2 separate regions of the Homo sapiens genome follow, and region 1 is linked to region 2. A link is a contact called in ENCODE Hi-C or POLR2A ChIA-PET data. All regions are on one chromosome and are shown on one strand. The core of a region is the stretch at or near the end of the contact, and the rest is flanking DNA. Distances in the headings are between cores, read along the strand shown. Region 1 overlaps VRK3 (VRK serine/threonine kinase 3). Region 2 overlaps NUP62 (nucleoporin 62).

Evidence for each region. A loop is a pair of places that touch in the nucleus more often than their neighbours do. ChIA-PET counts read pairs that join two places held with the same protein, here RNA polymerase II (POLR2A). Pooled maps may share reads with other maps.
Region 1: a map of astrocyte of the cerebellum shows a loop between it and region 2 (5-fold over the local background). The contact joins two enhancer-like sites. A Hi-C loop is called at or near these places in 1 of 168 maps with a recorded cell type or tissue (astrocyte of the cerebellum) and 2 of 50 pooled maps. POLR2A ChIA-PET finds 5 or more read pairs at or near these places in 9 of 52 experiments (A549, GM10248, H1 and 6 more).

What each region holds. Positions count from the first base shown.
Region 1 is chr19:50,002,720-50,006,769 of GRCh38, reverse strand. All of the region lies in intron 5 of VRK3 (VRK serine/threonine kinase 3), which reads left to right. Among named protein-coding and RNA genes, the nearest start is that of VRK3, 21 kb to the left of the region's middle. RefSeq lists a silencer at 2,561-2,620. Within about 2 kb of position 2,674, at least 12 of the 41 ENCODE cell types and tissues checked have a DNase peak (open chromatin) inside an H3K27ac peak, as active enhancers do.
Region 2 is chr19:49,908,963-49,913,362 of GRCh38, reverse strand. It overlaps NUP62 (nucleoporin 62), which reads left to right. Exons shown (of 3, transcript NM_016553.5): 3 at 3,479-4,400. The coding sequence starts at 3,556. It also overlaps a transcript of IL4I1 not described here. Among named protein-coding and RNA genes, the nearest start is that of IL4I1, 14 kb to the right of the region's middle. RefSeq lists enhancers at 92-943, 1,592-1,901 and a silencer at 2,909-2,988. Within about 2 kb of position 1,887, at least 4 of the 41 ENCODE cell types and tissues checked have a DNase peak (open chromatin) inside an H3K27ac peak, as active enhancers do.

The sequences.
Region 1 (4,050 bases), core at 1,425-3,924, 93 kb before region 2:
GTTCTAAGCACTTTACATGGGTTTTTCTTTTCCTTTCTTTTCTTTTTGGAACTTTTTAATTGAGATAAAACTCACATAAAAGTTATTCTTTTATTGGCCAGGCGCGGTGGCTCACGCCTGTAATCCCAGCACTTTGGGAGGCCGAGACAGGCGGATCACGAGGTCAGGAGATCGAGACCATCCTGGCTAACGCGGTGAAACCCTGTCTCTACTAAAAATACAAAAAATTAGCCGGGTGTGGTGGCTGGCACCTGTAGTCCCAGCTACTTGGGAGGCTGAGGCAGGAGAATGGCGTGAACCCGGGAGGCAGAGCTTGCAGTGAGCCGAGGTTGCACCACTGCACTCCATCCTGGGTGACAGAGCGAGACTCCGTCTCAAAAAAAAAAATTATTCAGTGAGACTCCATGTCAAACAAAAAGTTATTCTTTTATTATTATTATTTATTATTTTTTATTTTTTTGAGAGAGAGTCTTGCTCTGTCACCCAGGCTGGAGTGCAGTGGCACGATCTCGGCTTTTAACAACCTCCACCTCCTAGGTTCAAGCGATTCTCCTGCCTCAGCCTCTCAAGTAGCTGAGATTACAAGCGCATGCCACCACACCGGGCTAAATTTTTTTATTTTTTTATTTTTATTTTTTGTATTTTTAGTAGAGACAGGGTGTTACCATGTTGGCCAGGCTGGTCTCGAACAGCTGACCTCAAGTGATCCACCTACCTCAGCCTCCCAAAGTGCTGGGATTACAGGCATGAGCCACCACGAAAATTCATTCTTTTAAAGGGTGCAACTGAGTGGCCTTCAGGATATTCAGAGTGTTATGCAACCATCGTCACTATCTAATTCCAGGACGTTTCTGTCACCCCAAAAAGAAACCCAGTAGTTCTGAGCCATCACTCTGATTCTTCCCCCAGTCCACTGGCAGCCACTAACCGCCTTTCTCCCTCCGTGGATTTGCCCCTTCTGGGTGTTCACAGAAGTGGAGTCCTGCGCTGTGTGGCCTCTTGTGTCTGGCATCCCTCACCCAGCGGCGTGTGCTCAAGGTGCATCCATGCTGTGGCGCGTCACTGCCGCACTCCTTTTATGGCTGCGTGATATTCTGCTGTATGGGAACACCCCATGTGGCTTAGCCACTTAGCAGCTGATGGGCGTTTGGGTAGTTTCCGCTTTGGGCTGTTATGAGTAACGCTGCCATGAATATTTGCTTACAAGTTATTTGATGGGCAGAGGTTTGCTAAATTCTCACCGCAGCCTTAGGATGTCAGTACTATCCCTATCCCCATTTTATACATGAGGAACATGGATCCCAGAGATGTGAATTATTAGGCTCTGGGCTCCAGAATCTTCCAAGTTTTCCAGGAAAAGCTTGAAACCTAGATTTCAATAGGAAATCTTTGAATTGGAAGTGCCTGCTGGCCAGACAGGCACGTAGACAATTTTGAGCCTTCCGTTGGCCATCCCTGCCTTGAAGTCTGGGCAGGTGGGCAGGACAGCTGGTGTTTCAGACAGCCCCGAATCTGAGTCCTGACTTGGCTCCGACACACTGAGGGAGCCCCAGCAAACAGCCCAGGCACTCTGTGCCTTGATGTCCTCCACTGGAAAAGTGAGATGACGCCTTGTCCCCTGTCTCCTGGGGCTGTTGGCTCAAATGATGATAGGAGATGGAGGCCAAGCACTTGGAAAACTGTACAGGGTCCTTCCCAGGCAGAGGTAGGCAGTGTTAATAACAGAGGGACAGATAGGCAGGGCCAGGAAAGGTGAGGGAGAGGGGAAAGAGTGTGACCAAGACCAAGCAGGAGCAAGAGAAAGAGGGCCGTGGCTAACACCTAGGGAGCACTCACCTGTGCCAGCACTTTTATTTTTAAGAGATGGAGTCTCGCTCCATCACCCAGGCTGGAGTGCGGTTGTGCAATCACGGCTCACTGCAGCCTCAACCTCCCAGGCTCAAGTGATTCTCCCCCCTCAGCCTCCCGAGTAGCTTGGACTACAGGCAGGCGCCACCACGCCAGGCTAATTTTTTAATTTTTTTTAAATAGAGACAGTCTCACTGTGTTGCCCAGGCTGGTCCCAAACTCCTGGGCTCAAGCGATCCTCCCGCCTCAGCCTCCTAAAGTGCTGGGATTACAGGCAGGATCCCATGCCAGACACTTTGGGAACTCTCTGTGTCTTACCCATGTAATGCTGCCAGCCACACTGTGAGATAGGCACCCATATTACCCCATCCTGCAACTGGGGTACAGAGAGAGGAAGCTACTTGCCCAAGGGCACACAGCCTGGAAGTAGTAGAGCTGGGATTTGAACGCAGGCACTCTGGCTTCTCCCAAGAAAGGGAGAGAAAGGAGAAGGAGAGGGCAGGGAGAAAGAGCGAGAAGGGATCATGATGAGAAGGAATGAGGGGCCGAGGAGCACAGAGGGAGGAGAAAGGGAGAAGGATGAAAACCAACAGTAAGAAAGAGATTGAGGTGAGAGAGCAGGGTGGGGAGAGGGCAGGAGGGCGGGGAAGGAAGAGGGAGAAGGAGAGGAAAACACACAGAGCCAGGAGCTCCTGAGAGAAGAAACCACGCTTGACCTCCCCCAGAAACCCACAGTGGAAGCACAGGAGGAGCTACTCTGGGCCAATGTGGTTTTGGTTTTCCCTTATATGACTCAGGTTGTTTGATAAAAATAGCAAACCCCAGTGCCCAGCCTGTGTGAGTCATCCATTCCTTCAGCAGTCCCTTTATTTATTTATTTTTTAAAGTAGAGACGATCTCACTATGTTGGCCAGGCTGGTCTCAAACTCTTGGCCTCAAGCCATCCTCCTGCCTCTGCCTCCCAAAGTGTTGGGATTATAGGCGTGAGCACTGTGCCCGGTTGCTCAGTGGATCCTTAAGCAGCACCTACCATTTCATGTGTCTGGCCGCGGTGCCAGCACAGACAGTGCAGGGAGAGCGGGGCTGGTGAAGGCCCTGCTGATGCGGAGCTTGCATTTGGGGACACACCACCATTGGGTGACATCGCCCCAGAGCAAATCGCCCTTTTCTTCTGCCAGTTTGCACCAGTCAAGAAGAGATGGTGGAGTTGTATGTCCCGTAATTTAAAGCAATAACAGTAAAACAACAAGAACAAGCTGAATCGTTATGGTTATTCGAGCAGTGGACACTTTACCCCACTCTCTGCGCCATGCTCTAAGCATTTTATTAACTCTTGTGTCTCTGTCCAGTACTGAACTATAATGTCATATATCCCGGGCCTCGCTGAGCTATAGGGGAGAACCACCATCCGTCATCAGTCACATGAATCCGTGCGGCTGCTCACTGCGGTGCACTTGGGAGAGCTGCCCGTGAGCAGCAGCTCAGGGTCGGGCCCACGCTGCCCTCTGCAGCTTCTGCCTTTGCAGATGAAAGGTGGGGCTTGTGTTAGTTTCCTGTGGCCGCTGTAACAAGTTACCACAGTGAGTGGTTTAACACAGCACATGCTTATTCTCCTACAGCTCTGGAGGCCAGAAGTCCAAAATCACTGGGTACGAAGTTTAGGTGTTGGCTCTGCTGATTCCTTCTGGAGGCCGGAGGGGAGAAGTCAGTCAGGGTCCCCAGCAGGGCCTGGGGAGGTGGAAGGCATGGGGCACCCTGGAGCTCAGTGGTGGGCTGGGCTGCCTCTGCTTGCCGCTTGTCGCTTGACCTTTCGAATGACAGCATGACCCTGTGCCTCAGTTTCTTCATCTGCAGAGGGGAGATGGTAATGCTACTGCCCTCACAGGGCTGCAGTCAGGAGAGTGAAATGAGTAGAGTGATGCCGGGAAAACGGCCACTGCCGTATATGTGCTTTCTGGTGTTAGGGTCAGGATGGGTCCCAGAACAGTGCTCCTGCTCCAAGTTCAGGACCAGCTGACCTTTGGGAAGGGGAGGTGCTCACCTGCCTGCATGCCACGCCCTGGTCTTCATTTGGCACATGTAGAGACTTTCCATTTGTCAGGTTTCCGGCAAGCAGAAACCTGGATCTGCCACCCTAGATCACAGAGTCTAGAGCCCTGGGCTTGTGGCCTGTCTCTGCTGGGGCCCTTGGCCAAGCCCCTT
Region 2 (4,400 bases), core at 638-3,137:
TCTTATCTGGCAGCACATTTCAAGAACATAGAGATTCTCCTGGAGCTGGTCAAGGGCCATTTTCTCTCTTTGGAATGTGCAGATTTGAACAGCCCAGGCTTGCCAAGTCACTCCTTCACACATAAACATCTCCCTTCAGAAGCACCAGATCACTTAGCACCCAGAGGCATGTCTGCTGTGTGGGCCTCCCTGTCTTCACACAGGCCTTTCCTCCCGCGTGGACGGCGCCTCTCCCCCGCCATCCTTTCCCTGGCTGATGCTGCATCTGCAACGCTCAGCTTCTCCCTGGAACCTGCTCCCACAGCATGTGGCCCGGCCCTGTGCCTGCCCTGAGCCCTGGTTGTAGAGCTGACATTTGACTCTGGCTGCCTTGAGGGCAGGGACCGTGGCTTAACCAGCCACTCTGGGCTTCACTTTCCTCATTTGTCAAGTGGATCTGCCCCAAAGTTTGCTTTGAGGAAACGGTGAGTAATGGTAGGTCTCCTTTCTTTCTTTTTTAGATGGGGTCTCACTCTGTTGCCCAGGCTGGAGTGAGTGGCACAATCACAGCTCACTGCAGCCTCCACCTCCCTGGGCTCCAGTGATCCTCCCATCTCAGCCTCCCAGGTAGCTGCGACTACAGGCGCCTGCCACCACGGCCAACTCATTTTTGTGTTTTTTGTGTAGAGACAGCATCTCGCTATGTTGGCCAGGCTGTTCTCGAGTTCCTGGGCTCAAGCGATCCCCCCACCTCAGCCTCCCAAAGTGCTGGGATTACAGGCGTGAGCCACCTCACCTGGCCATATCTAAACTGCGTGGATCAGGGCTGGATCAGTATGGGTTCACCATTGTGAATAGATCCCTGGCACCTGAGTATTGGAAACCAATGTGGCACTTAATAAATGGTGAACTGTTGGCCGGGCGCAGTGGCTCATGCCTGTAATCCCAACACTTTGGGAGGCCGAGGCAAGCGGATCACCTGAGGTCAGGAGTTCAAGACCAGCCTGGCCAACATGGAGAAACCCCATCTCTACTAAAAATACAAAAATTAGCCGGGCGTGGTGGCATGCGCCTGTAATCCCAGCTACTTGGAAGCTGAGGCGAGAGAATCGCTTGAACCCGGGAAGCGGAGGTTGCAGTGAGCCGAGATCATGCCATTCCACTCCAGCCTGGGCAACAGAGCGAGACTCCCGTCTCAAAAAAAAAAAAAAAAAAAAGGTGAACTGTTAAGCCAGACAAGTCCCCATAGAAGATTGTTTTCCTTGTAGTTTTTTCATAGTTGCAAAGAGCTTTTTATAAATGCTCTTCTTGGAAATTTTAGCTACAACTTATTAATAGCAAAAGCTTTTTTAAGCTGAGTTCTTGAGAACTGAGATGTGTAGGTGTAGCTGCTCAGATGCCTTTAGCTGCCAGTAACAACACACCGGCTTGAGGTGGCTCAGCAGTGAGGACTTTTGTTCTGTCCCACAACGGGAGGAATGGATGTAGGCCGGGCCAGGCCCCAGCAGTCCTGGGGGCTCAGGCACTTGCCGTGGCCTCTTGAAGAGACCTTTCTCAGAATCCCCCAGGAAAGCTTTATGAAAATGCCAGGGCCACAGCATCCCAGCCCCGGAGAGACTGGCTTAGTGGAGCTAACAGCCTTGTGTATTTTGAATGCTCCCAGTCAGTAGTGATGGACGCCCATTGAGATCTACTGGCTTAGACAAGGCAGAGCGTGTGCAGCTGGCCCTGGGGTCATCTCCCCAGGCTTGCTTGGCTGTGTGGAGAAGGAGGAGCAGACGAAACAAAACTTAGGGGCCTGTGAGGAAGCAGAAGGGTGCAGTGGAAGGGGTGGGGGTAGTGAGATAGGTTGCCTCTTACTCAAGCTGGAAGGGGATTTCCTGAGGACAGACACCAAGCAATTTAAAAACTGGCCTGGAGAGAGGGAAGAGGAAACAGACCTCGTGGGTGTTTCTCTGGGTCAGGCACTTGGCTTCTCAGTCTTGACTTTGATTATTCTTTTGTTTTTTTGAGACAGGGCCTCCCTCTTTCCATTTCCAGCTTTTAGAGCTGCTTCTGCCTTCCTTGGCTCCTGGCTTTCTCACATCTTCAGATTCCAAAGCGCATCACTCCAGTCTGCTCGTGTCACCACAAGCTTTCTTCCCTTCTCCAGTCAGTCAAATCCGTCTTCTAAGGATACTGCTGATCATCTTTAGGGCTCACGCCTGTAGTCCTGGCACTTTGAGAGGACAAAGAGGGAGGATCGCTTGAGCCCAGGAGTTGAAGACCAGGGCAACAGAGTGAGATCCCATTTCCACAAAAAATAAAAAAGATTATCCACGCATGGTGGCATGCACCTGTAGTCCTAGCTACTCTGGGAGGCTGAGGTGGGAGGATCACTTGGGTCCAGGAGGTTGAGGCTGCAGTGAGTTGTGATCATGTCACTGCATTCCAGCTAGTATGACAGAAAAAAACCCTTTCCCAAAAGAAAAAGAAACCACCCCTATTCAGCACTCCCTCTCACCCTTTCCTCACCAGGTAACCTTTGACCTTCCTGCTGATAGATGGCACCACTGGGAGATTTTTCAGTTAGACATTACCAAAATCAAGTCAGTTTGAACTGAATGGAAATACTGTGGCCCATGGGTCTTCTGGGGTGCTCTTTATCCCTCCCCCACCCCCACCCCCACCCATCTCTGGTGGGGCTCATGGTCTCCCGTGATGTCCCAGTGTCTGCAGATGGTTGAGAAGGTGTCCAAGGGAGGCCCAGGTGCAATCCTCCACACCACACCTACAGGTGAAGGAGGCAGCTGCCTTCCAAGCCTGGAGAAAACCCCAGGGGAGGCTCCGATTGCCTGGCTCAGGTCTCAGTTTATCCTTGAGCCAATCACTGCAGCCAGGGGCATCTGTGCTCTGAGCACATGGGTTTCAGACCCTCCCCTGAGTTAGGAGGAGGAGTTCCAGTGTCCTCTCCTGCTCTTAGAGAGTGCAGGTGTGGGCCTGGGGGGCCTTCAGCAACCCAGACCCTGCCATCCAGCCTGGGTTCCCGGCCCCATCTCTCTCTCTGAGGTCCAGAGAGGCCCTCAGGGTGGCAAGAGCTGATCCGCTCACACCCTGCTAGAGTCAGCCAGGGAACCTCACTGGGTCCCACGCTGGGAGCAGGTCCTACAGCTGTTCTTGTGTGTCCTAGTCCCGCTTGTGGCAGTGCCTCAAATCTGATCTCCTCAGGCTGAGGTGGGTCCAAGGTCCTGTTCTCCCGCCTCGTCCTCCACAGAGTGGGAGCTTTCCACTGGGCTGAACATGGCCACGCACGTCCCTAGCACCCCGGCTCCTCGTACCTGACCCCTGGGGCGTGCTTTTGTGCTTCTGGATCCTTCTCGATGTAGCAGAGCCTAGTTTAGGTTACACAGCATGCATCATTATCCCATCCCACCACCCTCCAAACCGACTGTGCCCAGTCATGCCACTGAGCTTGCCTTTCCAAAACTGCCATCTGACAATGTCACTTCCTCTGCTTTAGAAATCTTCCCAAGGCTGCAGACACCGACGGATTTGCTTTGGGAGCCAGAGTAGCTGCCGCCACCAGAGTCCGGAGCCATGAGCGGGTTTAATTTTGGAGGCACTGGGGCCCCTACAGGCGGGTTCACGTTTGGCACTGCAAAGACGGCAACAACCACACCTGCTACAGGGTTTTCTTTCTCCACCTCTGGCACTGGAGGGTTTAATTTTGGGGCTCCCTTCCAACCAGCCACAAGTACCCCTTCCACCGGCCTGTTCTCACTTGCCACCCAGACTCCGGCCACACAGACGACAGGCTTCACTTTTGGAACAGCGACTCTTGCTTCGGGGGGAACTGGATTTTCTTTGGGGATCGGTGCTTCAAAGCTCAACTTGAGCAACACAGCTGCCACCCCAGCCATGGCAAACCCCAGCGGCTTTGGGCTGGGCAGCAGCAACCTCACTAATGCCATATCGAGCACCGTCACCTCCAGCCAGGGCACAGCACCCACCGGCTTTGTGTTTGGCCCCTCCACCACCTCTGTGGCTCCAGCTACCACATCTGGAGGCTTCTCATTCACTGGTGGAAGCACGGCCCAACCCTCCGGTTTCAACATTGGCTCAGCAGGGAATTCAGCCCAGCCCACGGCACCTGCCACGTTGCCCTTCACTCCGGCCACGCCAGCAGCCACCACAGCAGGTGCCACACAGCCAGCTGCTCCCACACCCACAGCCACCATCACCAGCACTGGGCCCAGCCTCTTTGCGTCAATAGCAACTGCTCCAACCTCATCTGCCACCACTGGACTCTCCCTCTGTACCCCTGTGACCACAGCGGGCGCCCCCACTGCTGGGACACAGGGCTTCAGCTTAAAGGCACCTGGAGCAGCTTCCGGCACCTCCACAACAACATCCACCGCTGCCACCGCCACCGCCACCACCAC